2 separate regions of the Mus musculus genome follow, and region 1 is linked to region 2. A link is a loop called in an ENCODE intact Hi-C map of the cell type or tissue named here. Cell type or tissue: left cerebral cortex. All regions are shown on one strand.

The links. Peaks named below come from ENCODE experiments on the same cell type or tissue, not always from the same donor. Only the 100,000 strongest peaks of a DNase experiment are listed, where the experiment ranks them.
Region 1: a loop joins it to region 2, with 2.4 times the contacts of the local background. A loop is called at or near these places in 2 of 42 quality-filtered maps.

Annotation. Positions count from the first base shown.
Region 1 is chr16:49,629,310-49,637,309 of GRCm38, forward strand. All of the region lies in intron 2 of Gm31494 (a long non-coding RNA gene), which reads right to left. Among named protein-coding and RNA genes, the nearest start is that of Gm31494, 11 kb to the right of the region's middle. In left cerebral cortex, no CTCF peak of the experiment used is centred here; DNase peaks (open chromatin) are centred at 4,388 and 6,388; H3K27ac peaks cover 1,144 bases.
Region 2 is chr16:49,514,935-49,522,934 of GRCm38, forward strand. No RefSeq gene overlaps it. Among named protein-coding and RNA genes, the nearest start is that of Gm4802, 110 kb to the left of the region's middle. In left cerebral cortex, no CTCF peak of the experiment used is centred here; DNase peaks (open chromatin) are centred at 4,113, 6,945 and 7,587; H3K27ac peaks cover 525 bases.

The DNA of each region.
Region 1 (8,000 bases), 110 kb after region 2:
AGTTTAATGGAGCAAAGTTTTCTAGCTTTTAAGATTCCTCAAACACATTTTATTTAAAAAAAAAAAAAAAGCTTGGGAGAATTGACATAAGGTTACTAAATTTTAGTTGAAAAACAATGTAAGACTTTATATAATTTACTTAGTAAACCTGTTATGTTGTTATATAATTTTCTGGATAAACCCAGAAAAAAAACTAGTCCCATTTTAAGTTTAACAAAGCTGACTGGAAGAACCAAAGTATGATTGATCCTACCCAGCTGACATTGCTAGCCTGCACGGGCTCCTCTCTGACTCTCTGAGCATAATGGCTCTGTATAGTGTTTTCAGTCCATCTGGCTGCCTCTCCTGTTTCCTTCACTTGGTTGATGTCTGTTGTTTCTTGGGTGTCTGACTAGAGGGCCAGGGAAGCGTTCTAAGAAACTTTAAGAACTGTTACTATTTCCACAAATTAGATGAAAGCAAAGTTCAACTGGCTCAAACTTTGGCAAGTGCAGCACTCACCACGTCTGCTGCTGTGAGCATTCTGAGAAGAGTATTTGAACCTGCGTAATTTTGCTTCCAGGCACCTGACACAGGAAGGGACTATTTACCATGTATTTAAGTACATGCTGAATGAATTTAACCAATATTTATAATATAAAGTTTGCTGTGGGCTTTGAACCAGAAGATTGGGTTCTCTTCTTTTGACTAGTAAAGATTCCACAAGTAATTTCTGCCCTGGCCCTGTTTCCACACCCTTAGATACATCTCAGAAACTCTCTGCGCTTCCACACTCTGTTTACTCTTTCATCGCTTTCTGCTTATTTTTTTCATCCTTTATTAGAAGCAGTTCAAGGTTGTTTCAGATGCTTTCCCCCAAAGCTGTGGTGTGTAAATAAATAAATAAAAGCCTAATAAATGTAATAGCTCACCTGTTCCAGAAATAAAATGCTGACATTTCAAATGTTCCTCATTGTAAAGGTTAGATGATTAAACGTATTCCTTTTCTGCTGCCTCAGATTATTCAAATAAACATCAACCTCACGCAAACCACACAAACCACATCAGGCTTCGGAGCACAGGTAGCTTTGAGGAACAGATAGATATTTGAAATCAGGAGAAAGGAAAACACAGGTATAGCATTCTAGTTTAAAAACAAACAACCTCAAGAAAGCCACCAAATCTATTTATGCATATTACCTGCCCTTTCCAAATACCAAGAAATCCAGCTGCCAGCCAAGTTATTTCTCATAAATGTTGTCGATGCACAAGACTGTTGCTTCCTGAACCTATGCAGATCTGCTGTTAGCCTTCTTAAACCATCAGACTGGCTCCCCCAAGCTATGTAAATAACACTTAAAACTGGACCAAATCTCAATTAAGCCTCAAATTCCACGTTATTTTCTAACAAAGAAGACTTAATCCAAAACACACAGAGACTGATAATCCCTATTTGCCTTCATTCCTCCTCTAAGGATGTCACAGGCAGTATCTTTCATTGCTTTGCTATCTTGGGGAAAAGCTCAAAAAGGGAAAGTTCCCACGATAGATAAACCATCTGAATTTTGTCTAATGCTCACCTGTCCAAACATGCCAGAATCCTCCAAACAGATACAAAACCTCTCAGAGTCCCAGGCACCACCATCCTTTCCCATGTATGTTAAACAAAGTGTAGCAGGAGTTGAGGGACTGGCCCAGGGCTACACAGAAACAGCCAGGCTAAGAATCCTCCTCTACACCTACAGCACAGAGGGCAAGCTAAAGGATCTTGTGGCAAAGGAAAGGTTAACAGCTCAGGGAGAAATCAACATTGGTCCTTGGCACATGCTTAAGCATTCCATGAGCCAGGGGATCATCTCTGTTATCATCTTTTGAGTATTTTCCAGTTGCCGATGTCCTTGTCCCCGAAGACACAGAGCACACTCAATCAGTATGCACAGCTTTTTTATAAAACAGCTAGTACTCAGCTCTGAGCCGGAGGCTCTTCTGAGGGCAGGGAACACACCCTTGGCACACACTTGATGAGCTACCTTGAATTTAGTCTAATTCCACAGGGCAAGCACCTCCGATAAAAGGCTTAATGTGAGTAAAAACACGCCATTTTCAACCCATCTGGGAAAATAAAGGCATTCGCTCTCCTGAAGAGCAAGAACAGCAGCTTTGGCACAGAGCCTGGCATCTTGCTTGGGAAGCACAGCAACTTTTGTATTCATATGAGTTGAAAAACAATCCTGACTTTGAGCATCAGCCTCATTAGACAGTGAGGATTCCTGAGCACTGTTGCCAGGTCAGGAGCAGGAGTTGTAGGGTCAGATCTGGCTCTCACTTTCAGCTCCAAAATGACCAACAATACCATTATGTGGACGCTATTATACATGCAGTGATATGTAGACATAGAGGGGTATCAGGTACCAGTTGCTGGTTTAATTCTTATGGCAACCTAATAGATTTTTTTTTACTTTATAATAAACCTATAATATCAGTTCACATTCTACAAGTGCTGCTGTTCTTTAGTTACCTCCCAGTTTGACTTCTACTAGATGGATACCAACTGCCCTCACTCCACTTTGTCTATTGTGTACTTCTCAAATGAGAATCTGAGAAATTTATGAAAAGACAAGACTCTTACCTTACCATCATTATCGTCAGTATCATCATCACCATCACCACCATCACCATCATCGTTATTTAGGCCACAGCTTTCGCTGGCTAAAATTTCAAACTTGAGCACCCCCAGCTGTTCAGCCCCTCATGAGGGACTTCTAGCTAGCACATAACAGGTCATAGCAATGACCCATGAGTCAGAACAATGGAAGGACCCCCAATAGCAGACGCTGAGGAGGTCACATGGTGTGGCTCTTTGAATGAGAAATACTGCCTCATAGGTCCATGCTTTTGAAACACTTGTTGACCCTATTAGTAGAATTGTTTGCAGAGACTGTAAAACCCTTAGGAGTTGGAACCATGATAGGAAATACATCCCCATGGCAGACTTGGAGAGTTTATTGCCTCTGTCCCATATCCACTTAGCTCTCTCTGCTTTGCATTTGCCTGGCCCCCTGGTACCCCCTCTCCCCTGCCATGATAGCCTCTGTCCCTGGAACTATAATCCAATAATTCCTTCTTCTAAAAGATGTGCAGCAAGAGCAGAGCCAGAAGATGCCAGGCTTGCGCATTGACAGCCTGCTTTATTAAGAATGAATCCACTCCTGCCAGGCTCAACCAAGAGGAGAGCAGCACTGACACCTACAAAGACATCATGACCCAGTCATCATTAACAGATCATCTCTTAAAGTCTCATCACCTTTCAATACCCCTCCATTGGGGAGGGAGGTGTTAGGGACCAAACTTCTAGCTCATGAATGTGTCAAATGAGGAAAAGGCAATCCCCCCCGGGCATAAGATGGTTTTCATGAGATTGAACATGGTTTTGTTTCTCAAGGGACAACACAGGACACTGTTCTCATCTGATGGACGTTACCAGCATCTTTTGTTTCTTTCCTCCCTTAGCATCTTTCTCTGCATTGAGTATTCTAAAGACATGATTGTTAGTATAAGCTTACTGCCAACTTGTTCGTATCCTGATTAAAAACCCAATGTGCATGCACCCGGAGAAGCCCAGCAGAAGCAAGGTGTACGCCACACTGAGAAGGATCTAGACTTAGACTGGAAACAATGGCACTCAGCAGAGAAAGTGAGCCCTTCCCGGAACAACTACCCTTTCTCGGAAATAATGGAGTTATGCAAGTTAAGGAGGACTTAATCTGAGTTTGCAGAAAACCTATCATAATGATGCAAAGAGCTATAAAGACAAGCACTTCCTAAATGCTCAGTTCCCACACCAGTAAATTAGGATCAGTGTGTTCAAGGTCTCAGAGCTTAATTTCTATGTGTGGTCAGATTTGAGTCTGCAGTAAGTCAGGTCTTTTTGTCCATTTTATGGCTATTCTTTACCCTATATACGAAGACAAACTATATTCAGGTGGTGTGAACACATTGAACCTCCCATGCATATGTGCTTGATGATCAACTCTTATGCATGATTTTCATCGACCTGCCCACTTCTTCCTGCAGCTACACTGTACAAACCAGTTCTAGGGAAGACTATAGTCCAATGACTACATTCTGATGTATTTAGTGTGAGAGCAAGCCTTGATCTAGAGCCCTCAGAAGGGAGAGAGAGAATCTCAGTAATTCTAACATCACTCTGCCAACCCAGCACATAAAAAACGGAATTGCAGAGAATGCTACATCCACACAAATACTGGGAGGGAATGGATGAGTGCATCCCATCCCTCCTCCTGGTAAATCGTTCTCAAATATGCTTCTTCAAAATAACATCCCCTTGAGTTGCGCACTGTCTTCGGTGGTGACTTTACCCATGGTGCAGCTCTGTTTAGCTGCTTCTGTTATTCCTGGTTCTACTCCCACTAAATTACACAGCCCTATTTGCATTTCCACAAGACGACACATGCTAGCCTTTTTCCATAAAAGGAGAAGTATGATTCAACTCTGAGGATGCCTGACTTCATATAATTATCTCAGAGTCTGAATTTCTAGCCTTGCTGCAGACTTCATTTCTAATTGCCACCCAGGCACTCATACTGCTGAAAACTCCAGACTCAGAGGCGCAGTATCACCTTTCTAGCCTCAATGCACCTTGTTGACTTTTGCAAATATATTAGTTTTCTCTTCCCTGTGAGCAAACCCTTACAGAAACAATGTAAAGGAGAAAGTGTTTACTTTGGCTCAGAGTTTCATGGTGCTTCGTCTCACTGATTCTGTCTTTCAGAACATCATGTGTTAAGGATGTCTGATAGGTGAACTTTGCCATGATAGGCAGGGGACAGAGAAAAGGGGAAGGGGTACATGAAGAAACCAGGGCAAGATTTAGATCCCAGTGACCCACTTCCTCCAAGAAGGCTTTACCTTCTACCTTTCGTAGCTTCCTGTTCTGTTATTGTATGATGAACACATCAATGGAGCAATCCATTCCCTATGCCAGAACCCCCATGGTCTAATCATTTGGGACAGTCTCACAGAAATCCCCGGAGGTAGAGCTCACTAACAATCCTAAACTCTTATACTATCTATCACTGTTAAGCATCTTAGTACATCTCCTTTTCGCTTCAATTCTAAATCATCAACTTTCCACTAACCTTTCATTCCTCTGGATGTTTGCCTGCTGTTGCCTTCACCTTCCTGTTACTGTTCAAACTGTTGGGAAATGATGCCCCTAACCTCCATCTATGCATCCCATCAGATGAACAGATTTTCTCTATTACCTCTGTAAACACACTATAAACTCCAGTTTCAAGTAGCAGAGGCAGAGATGGGGATTAAAACAGCAGGGTCACTGAGAGGAATGAACATCCAAGAACAGGTTATAAAGAAATGAGGAGGTAATGCAGAGAAAGCAAGAAGCCCAGCAGGCTAGGCTTGGCTGAAGTTTCATGGTGCTTCGTCTCGCTGATTCTGTCTTTCAGAACATCACGTGTTAAGGATGTCTGATAGGTGAACTTTGCACTGAAGCACTGAAGGCTGAATCGTATAGCAGCCTTGCCTTTTGATTCAGTAAGAGATTGTTTGCATCTTTAAGTATATCAGTTGTTAGCTAGGGTTTACCCCTGGTCAGATGGCATAGATTCCCAGGCTCCTCAGAGCAAGGGCAGGCCCATCATTAGCCATTAGCAGCAAACACATACAGAGTTTGGGTGCACCAGTCAGATCTGTGTAGAACATAGCAGGGGCTACTGCTCACGCTGGCACTTAACAAAAGGCATAACAAGTAGTAACAGGGTCAAGTCTGGAAACAGCAACAGCCACGAGTTTCCTTTGCTTGTTTATTTTACGTTTTTCATAACAGAATGAGTAAAAATTACCCAGTCATTATCAGTAACGAGAAGCTGCTACAAGCCAAGAAGGCCAATCGAAGAACTTTGTAGTAATAGTGAGGGTCTTCTTTGTTCTGTAAAAGTATTGTGGTACAGAAGAAAGGAAACCTCTTCGAGGACACAGCAGCAAGTAAAAATGAGGAGAAGAGTCTGGTTTCTTCACTGCCCACTTGACTTTCAATTTTCTGCCTGGACCTCCTATTAGCTGAGTCTATGCAGATGTCATAGAGGAAGGGAGCCCGGACAATGTGGCTCTTTCTCACTGACAGCAGAGTAGGGGAGGGCAGAAAGAACAAGAGCCAATATGTGATACTAATGCCATTCCTCTGTTACATGCATAGACTTCTGCTCGCACTAAGCAAGTTGTATGCTTACCCAGCAGCCATTTTTCTTCTGTTCTATAGAATTAACCAGTTTGGGGACATACATATCTCTTTAGATTAAAATAGAAGTAATCACATTTTTGTCACGTCCCACTTAGCGCAATCAAATATGTACCATGTGTTGTTTCTCTGGCTCCGATCCTAGCTCCCAAACTGTGCAAAAGACCAATCTTGACAACGACGCTTCTACTGGATGCCCATTCCCAGCCCCAAATTAGAACCAAGCAGAGAAACAAGAAAGAGCTCAAGCTTTTGAAAGTGGCAGAGTGGATGGGGGAGATGCAGGAAGGACATGAGGGCCTTTGCCGACATTAGCCGGCAGACAGGGCCAACAGTCCAGGGTCAGTCCAGGAAGCATCAATAACTATATTCTTTTCGACATTTCACGAGGCACTGAAGAACATAATTAAGCATTGGCCATAGGTCCATGTTTAGCTAGCACATTTACATGTGTCTTTAATTATTCTTTTTCACACTAGAACAGTACTCAGATCACCCAAGAGACAGCTGAGACAAAGACCATCCCAGGAGACTTAACTAAGTGATTAGAGGCTTATCGGGAATGAGAGAAAGCCAAGCCTTTAGGTGTTGTTCTCTACCGTGTGGGAATTACACAGCGGCGGGTGGGAGCAACTACCATGGATTTGCTATGAGTGGGATAATTTCTCAAGTCTACAAGTACTATCGGAAGACATTACCCTGTTGCTACTTGGTAAAGTGAAGAAGATCAATTGAATTCTGCCAGCACTCTTGACTCTATATTGCTTTAAAGCAGCATGAAAAGTCTGTAAGTTATAACCTTCTACCAAGCCTATAGTGGATTTTGGAGACAAGTACAAGCTTATGCAATAAATAGTCTTTTTACCCAGGTACGTCAGCACACAGTTAGCGGGACTTTATTTGTGCTGGCAGTGATGACTGAATACTCCTCTTAAATGTTGCATTTAAAAAGTTTCAGTTCTCAAGGAATTTATACACTTGAGAAAATGACATAGAGTGAAATGCAATATCAAGCACTTACATCTTCCCTACACCCTCTTTCTAAATAGCCTCTCAAGCTGTCAAATCAATCTTGAGATGCACCATAAGGGCATCCAGTTCTCTATTTGCTGAGATGAGAAATCAAATCCACAATCATAACAAACAAGCAAATCCATCCCCACTGCCAATACGCATGTGGGATGCAGTTCATTTTCAGTGATTAACAACTTTTGAGAATCAGAATTCAGATCATTATACTGTAAAAATTTCCCTTGAAAATCCAAATGAATTACTCTGACTTGCCAAGGACTTTAAAAAAAAATCAACAATTAAGCCAGCTGATTTTTCTAGTAAGAGAAGAACAATATATCATTAATGTCAGCAGAATATGATTGATGATAATAACACAAGTGTGTCAACAGAGTGTTGATGAATTTTGCATTTTTAAGGTATTTTACCCCTGAAGGCAATTTATAAACTGTACAACTGCTTCTTCTCAGTGTAAGGTTTATTTTTCTTTTAAATATCAAAACCAGGGATAAAGCCGGGAGGTGGTGGCACATGCCTTTAATCCCAGCACTTGGGAGGCAGAGGCAGGCAGATTTCTGAGTTCGAGGTCAGCCTGGTCTACAGAGTGAGTTCCAGGACAGCCAGGACTATACAGAGAAACCCTGCTCAAAAAAAAACAAAAACAAAAAACAAAAGACAAAAATCAAAAAACAGGGATAAAATAATTCCTCCGGGCTTAGCGAGACTTTCTCTA
Region 2 (8,000 bases):
TGACTTTTGGGTCCATGTTCATCATTGATTGCTTTGTCCTAGGTAGCAATAGGTTTCATACATCATGCATACTCCCATCAAGCTAACACACTTGAATATAACTATGTAACAAGCTGCTCTGATCCAGGGCTATGGTTCAATAGTAGTGGGTAAAACTGGGCTGTAGAAGGCCTTGGGTCTTTTCTTTCTCTAGTAACACTCAAATGAGAGAGAGAGAGAGAGAGAGAGAGAGAGAGAGAGAGAGAGAGAGAGAGAGAGAGAGAGAGAGAGAAGAGAGAGAGAAGAGAGAGAATCTATAAGTAAAATACTATAAAATCTAACAAGTAAAATAAGTATAATGAATTGGATTCTTATAAAATGGAATCTTGAATTTTATTTTAATGGTTAATCATCGATGTTTGTACTACTGAGTGTTATTAGCAATGGATCACTTTCCATGCATGTTGTAACTGTTGATTGAAAACCTTCGGGCTAGAGAAAAGAAAGAGATGTGGAGATCAACTAGAGGGAATCCAAGCACCAAGAGGAGGAGAGGATGGTGAAATGATGACTGGCTTTGGAAGTCTGAGCATGGAGCAGACTTTCCCAGGTATTTTGGAGCCACTAACTGAGCAGTGCAGATTTGAGACTCTCACGACAGACCCCATGTATCAGATGCTCTGCTGAAGGACCAAGGACTCAGACGTTCCTCCTGTGCCATGCCTAATCCCACAGCACACTTTGACCAGCACTAGTCAAGGCGACCATGCCCCTCTCAAAGCTCTCTCACTTAGAGCAACAACCCAACCATATAGCTTTGCCCAGTGACAGGTGTGTCCTTTTCAAACCTAAGCTGTGACAATACAGATGACCCTACGTGCAATACATCCTACCCTGCTTCCTCCTTTACAAAGAGCTCATTAAGCTTGTGGAAATGTTAAACATCACCTCCCTAGGAGAGTTTTAATGGGTACTATACAAACAAATCAGTATTTATTCTTGTGCCCTCCTTTAGAAATAAAGAGCTTCTATGGAGTTATGTGCGGTGAGCATCCATAAAACACTCCAGGAAAATACACTTACTTCTGGGATACCTTCATTTTCTGCTCGAGGCTCAATCTGCCCCGTGAAAGGCTCTAAGCAGAAGGAAGGGAAAGGGCAGTGTGAAAGGATGAATTGAAAGGAGAAACGAAAAGTGGGCAGCCCGTGCTTTTTACACACGCTCTTTGTGCTAAGGGCTCCCATGCTCACAAAAGCTGTACTTCAAACACAGGTCAGATGCTTCAGGGAGCTTGGCCTCCATGCAACAATCAGGAACTGGGGCAGCGAGGCTGTGGAGCACAAAGGCCCTTCCTTTAAAATAGAGTTCTAGGGACTGGGGTGGAGCTTTCTGCAGTCTGCTTACCCACCACCATGGCCACCTCATCTTCCTCTTCATCCTCCTCCTCCTTCTTTTCCTCCTCACTGAAGAGTAAGAAGGAAGGCAGATAGGCAAAGAGAGTCAGTGGGTTTTCCTCTTGCAGCAGCGTGCTTTAATCTATTATTCTTCAAACTATCTCTAGGTGACTGCAGGTGACTCTGTCTTCTACTCTAGGATACTTGTTTCTATCACATTGAAAAATCAGAGGGGGAAATTCCTCAGTAAGTTAAAAACTAAATCTTACTTTGCAGTGAAGGTCATGTGGGACTTATGTTTCCTTCGTGATTTAGGCTGACATCTCTTTTGTCTTGAAGTTATACACAGGCAGAGTCTCTTTTACTGAAACATGTTTGGGTAGCTAAGCAACCTGGGGCTGGAGATCTTGCTTAACTGCCTAGGGCTAAGTGTGCTCAATCGCTCCTACCCAGAGCTGCTTGCCTGTGCTTTGCTGCCCTCGGGTTACCTAACTGGAATGCTGTCCTTAGAACACAAGCCTCCTCAGCCAGAAGAAGAAACTGGAGGCTGATATTACTCAGACATAAAAGGAAATTGGAGAGGTGTTGCAGATGTGTCAAAAGGTAGAAGAGAAGGCCAAGAAGGCAGCCACTTAGATGGGCCCATTGACTGCTATTTTCCATAGTTCACTGGAACAATAGAAGCCTTAGGCATGGCCCATCTGCGGCTGGGAAGGAGTCCATTGATTCTCCATACAGTCAGGAGAAGGTTAGCTAACCTGTTTTCATCCCGAAAAAAATAAGCCAACTAAACTAGCTCTTGCAATCTACCCTGACAATGAGAAGAAATGATCCAGTTACTAAAAGCAAACCATTGTAATACAGATGCCTGGGTCTTATTTTTGTTAAGTTTATCTATTTCTATGTATGAATCAATATACCTAATATCTAGAAACAGTTTTGTGTTTGCTGGTAAGTGTCGTTTGTCCTAGAGACTTTAATGGTTTTATCATGACAATTTAGAATCCATGCTTCAGTTACTTGTTACATACTCCAATCTACTGCTTGGGTAGGAAAAGCAGGCTTGTAAAATGGCTTTAGGGGCTAGTGAACCCTCTATGGAGTTTACAATGTAAGCTTTTTGATGGTGGTTGTCTTAGTTGCTTTTCCTATTGTTTTGATAAGATACTCTTACAAAAGCAATTCAAGGAAGAACAGGGTCCTTATAAACTAACAGTTTAGGAGTACAGTCCCTTAGAACAGAATCTCACAGTTGAGGGGTGCAGTCCATTAGGACAGAGAAGTCAAGGTGCAATAGCTTGAAGTAGCTGGTTACATTGCAACCAGAAGCAAGATCAGAAAACAATGGATTACTACGTGCATGGCAGTTTTCAGCTGGCTCTCTCTCTCTCTCTCTCTATTTTTTTACAGTCCTCAATCCCCTACCCAGGGAAGTGGCACCACCCATAGTGGGCAGGTCTTGTCACATCAATTAATGTAATTAGGATAATGGCTCACTGGCACTCTCAAAATCTCATCAAACTGAGGATTAACACTAACCAGCACAGCAGCCCCTTTCCTAAGTGATACTAAACTCAGCTTCAGTGTACCCTTGTGGGAAACATAGCAACCTTCAGCCACACTCTGCAGCCAGATGCTTCAATTCTAGCAAAGAGAATAGCAAGTAGAAGGTATCATTGAGAAAAATTCCCATTGGCGAAGATAACATGAAGGGGCAAGTTTTGATGGAAAAGACCAAGAATTGCAGGTCATAGAGCTTGCTGAGTAAGTCCCTGGCTAGATTTTAGACTCTGCCTACCACTGCCCATGAAGTGCTTTCATTTAGCCTATCACATGTGCATACACATGAAATAGCTGAGACTCTGCTGTGGGAGGGGTAGCCACTGATCTTCTGGTTAAAACGGGAGTGGGACTATAGAGAGAGGACCTGCAATTAGATTTTATATTAGTCATTTTGAAATTCAAAGGGAGTGGAGTGCTTTAATCTGTGTTCGCTCAAGTTATTTGGCACAGAAAGAATAAAATCAAGCCTTTGCTCCACATCACAGCCACTGGGTCACTGTCAAATCCAAGCTTCTTCTGGCTTTGAGAAATCTATGTGCCATCATCAATTTTCATCTCTGCACATTCTTCTCTCTGGTGGAAATGATGTGTGGGAAAAGCTAAAGTTGTTTATTGACCAAGGGAAAGGTAATCTGCATAACATGAAAATTCACAAATGGACAGAAGAGTAGAAAGAGGTTTCATCTTTCCTCCTGCTTGCTAGATGTCTGAAGAAACGCACACAAAGACTCTGCTTGACCTTGCTGTGTGCTAGATGATTTTCTCAATAATGTTCATCCCCTGTCCAGTTATCCAACAATGTCACTTTGAGTCTTCTGCAGCAGCATAGAACTCAGAGCTGCCTATGCAGTTTACTCTTTGTTTCCATATTCTGCAAGCTAGCCTCATGCTCAACTTCTGAAGACAATTTGGTCAAACAGATAAGAAGCATGGGTTAGGAGAGTGGTGCTCTAGCATCAAATGCACTAAGAGATTCACAATACACTTTATTATTTGGGTCCTTGTAACCTAGACATGGTGCACACCAGGCACATCCTCTACTACTGAGCTATATCCCCAGCATGGTAGGGTTCTGAATGACTGCCATGAAGTACTACGCTCTTGTTCACATATCCAAAGTTAAAGAGCAGACTTCACAGTTACCTTGCTCCTGCAGAGTGCCTGGGCTGAGAACATCTGTTACTGCCAAATGCCTGGAGCCTAAACACAGTTCCAGAAGTGAATCAGAATTGTAGAAGTGAGGTGGGAAAATAACTGGTGGAGGCAGTGCTCTGTGCTCACCATTCCTGGCGCATCATCTGACATCCACATTTTAAATTCAATGAGACATGATGTTCCGGCACTTTAATTCAATCAAACCCATTGTCCCAGTTAGTCATCTTTCTTACAACACACGTGTTGTATTACAATGTTTATATGGTACTTCACCTTTGATATCTTTCCCTGCTGCTCTGCCCCCATCTCTCCCATGGCTGGGGCTATCTCTGTTGTTTCATGGTTCCCAGACTCCCGGACAGCAGGGGTTAAAAAAACAGGGTGGGAATAAAGGAAAGAGACGGGGGGGGGGGGGGGACGGGACGGGACATGGGGACGGGGACATGGCATTCAGTCAGACTAAGAACTGAAACTCATCAGCAGAATGTGACTGTCATCTGGCTACTGGGCTAGCTCCAGCTCTTCCCTTTTTATTTAATCAACAAACATATCTAAAAAACCAAATAAGAAACAAGACAGCAAGTCCATTGGAAAGAATCAGAAAGACTGTGGAGCACACAGTTAAAGACTTATAAAAATGGCAGATAAAGTAGAATAGACTGCCATTCCGAGGAACAAAAAGCCGTTCCAGAAACTGGAATTCAGGTTAGCAGCTTGCTTAGACTTGACAACCCCAATTCAAGTCCTTAGTGTCTAGGACTGTCATGCCAGACAGACAATCTATTTCTACTCCCATTATTTGCTTTGAGTCTTCAGAATTTTTCAGTCTGACCCCAATCCATGGATTCATTGTTGCTTTGACATTGGGGCAACAGTGAGGACTTAGGTAAAGTGTGCCTTCCTCTTACTGCTCAGTGACAATACATCTCTTCCCATTCACCACACTGGCCCTGCCCAGGGAAGGCAGCCAAGTCTACCTAAGCACACCCTTCCATTCCTGTTCCTGTGTCACAATCACAGTGGAGAATAAGCCTGGTGAGAGGCAGGACAGGGGCTAGCTCCTGTCTCCATTCCTCTTAGTAATTAGTAAGCCACTGTTGCTGCCACAGTGGCCTCACGCTTCTGACTTCACCAACTCTTAGTTCCCTTCAAAAGCCCACTCTTGCAAAGATTGTTAGTGTATGATTTGGGGGATTCCATTTCCAACAAACAAGTAGACTTCGGAGGTGTGTGGTCAAACCGTCCTCACTCATTAGACACATATGACAGATCAGACTATCTCACCTGCAGGATTCAGTTTAGTAAAAGCACCATTCTCTCTGAGGTGGTGAATCGTTTTTAAATCAAAGCACCAATAACAAATCTTTCAGGCAATAGCTGGAGATTGCAATCAATGTGCTAACAGAATTATGTGTTAATTTCCTAGAAGGGAGATGCCCAAAATGGCTACACAAAGACGGTTTTACAGCTTATTCATGAGAAAACTACACACATGCTGACCTACCCGCCCAGTTACACCTTCCTTGAGAGAACCAAAGAGGGCAGTTTTGCTTGAGTAGTTTAAGAGACAAGAGCAAGAATGGGGTCAGTCTGAAGAGGCCCACTCATGCCTCAGGATGCCAGGCTTCGTTACTGAAATAACAGTCAGAGATGCCAAATGGAGGGGTGACATCTGGTTCAAGGAGAATAAAGGAAGTGGAACATGAATGATCCCAGCAAGAGCAGCAGCCCTCAGCCTCTTCCACCAAGGCTCTGCCCCCTTCTCTGCCTATTTTTCTACCTAACAACTGACCTCATCCAATATATTCTATATTTCACTTCGATTGGTTTGCTTCCCCTCCTGAGAAAGCAGGCTCATACCGGGAAGAGATTTGTGTCTGTTTTGTCCATTGTTCTGTCCTTAGCACTGGAGCGTGGTGCTCAGAAAGGGAAGTATTGAGTTAATGTACTATCCATTTTCTGACTCTATAAGGTGATAGGAAGTTCCTCACTGCGCCTTTCTTACAAAGCAGGGCTGTAGGCCTGCATGTGACCTGTATGTAACATAGATCTGGAGACTGATTCAAACAGTCTGAACTGAAGGTGAGGAAGCTTGGGATCCGACCATGTGGAATAGAATCCTAAGCCTTCTGCACGCAAGCTTGCTGTGTGAGCTTGACTTAGGGACACCCATGCAGAGCAGACGTGCATGTGGTGGGGGGTTTGCATTGTTGCACTTTAAGAAAGGCAACTTACCTCCTGTGTTTGAAGTAACCTCTCACATTCCCTCGAGTCTTCACAGTCATTTTATGAGTTCACATAGTTCAGTGGACTCTTGTTTGGTGAGGGAGTTCTCCCAGAGAGACTGCACTGGGTGGCCCCTATCAGAAAGAGAATGACATATATCTTCCTTGGCTATTTCATTCTTTCAGTTGATTTTCCAGTTGGCAAATGTTTGGCAGCTTTGTTACCAGTGTGTGACCTGAGGTCATGGTTTCTTACAGGCATGAAATCTGCCAAGCAACATGGACTCGCAGCTCCAGCACAATCCAGAGGTCCAGAGAGAAATATGAAGGGTGGAGAATGGTATAAAACAGCAGATTTATCAACTGTTTGGGAAAGCCATTCTCTGCAGTATGACTGGACACTACCCGCCGCAGGGAGCACTTCCGGTCTGAAAGGGTGTGTTGGGAAACCATGAAGGTTTCTCTGACTTTGATTTCCTTGAGCAGCAGGCACAGGCTCTATGTCCTCAGGCTCTTATGCTTTCTGTTTGGCTCTATTCATATCCAGAGCTTGTGGAGAACAAAATGAGAGCCAGCAAACTGCAAGAAGAATTGGAAAGCTATTTATACCATCTTTATCTTTTCACACGTAGTGTTTGCAGCACTTTCCGAAAGATGCCTTCCTGTGAGAGGCTGAGTGAGAACAATGTGTAAATGAAGTGACTGGGAGAGGCTCAGAGTGGCTATCCCACCAGCAGACTGTACAGGATGCTCACTAATTAGACTGGGGACATTTTGACTCTTGTTTTCTGGTTATTCTCTCTCTCTCTCTCTCTCTCTCTCTCTCTCTCTCTCTCTCTCTCTCTCTCTCCAGGCCACTGAGGATTCCAAGTGTCAGGTATCAATAAAAAATATGAAAGAGGCATCTCTGAACTGTCTAGATGTATCCTCTATACCCACTCCTGGTCTTCAGCAAACAACTGGAGAAAGAGGGGCAGAAATAGGGATTCAATGTACCCCTGAACTAATGATATGGCCATTCATTTACATTTCAATGTTATACCTTATTTTCTACCTTTACTTTCTAGTTGGATTTCCTAATAAAAGAGAGATTCTCTTGCTCACATGCTAATGCCTAGTGGCCTCCTTACATATAGTAGGTAGATACATTGTGGTGTTGAGCAGAGAGACTAGGTGTCACTGCCTAGTCCTCTCACATTGCAAGAATAACTTATCCAGAAGGAAGGGAAATCTGTGTGGGCACACATTGTTATAGATCCCTTGACAGCACAGGGCCAGGCAGTGTGGGTCTCAATTCTGGTTCTTGAGACTGAGTTGTTAGAGACGTCAAAACCTCCTTCCCATGCAGCAGGAGGCACGGTGTTGATAAGAAAGCAGGGCACTTCAAAAGCATCATCTTGGGCTAATTAAGATGAAATGAACTGCTTGCATGGCTTTTATTACTAGATAAGTGGTTCTTCTTTTCTGAGATGAGTCTGTCTGACACTTACTTAGAGCATATGGGGTCTATCAAAGGCACTGAGGAATGAGCCCATGGTGTACGTAGCTAAGGAAACACCCAGAAAAAAATGAAAGCTTGCTACTCTGTCTTCCGCAGGGTGAGAAAGCTGCCATGCTGAAGGAGTAAACTGATGCTTGTTAATGCCTGGGTTTTCCTTTTATTTTCTCATTGATTATTCGTAT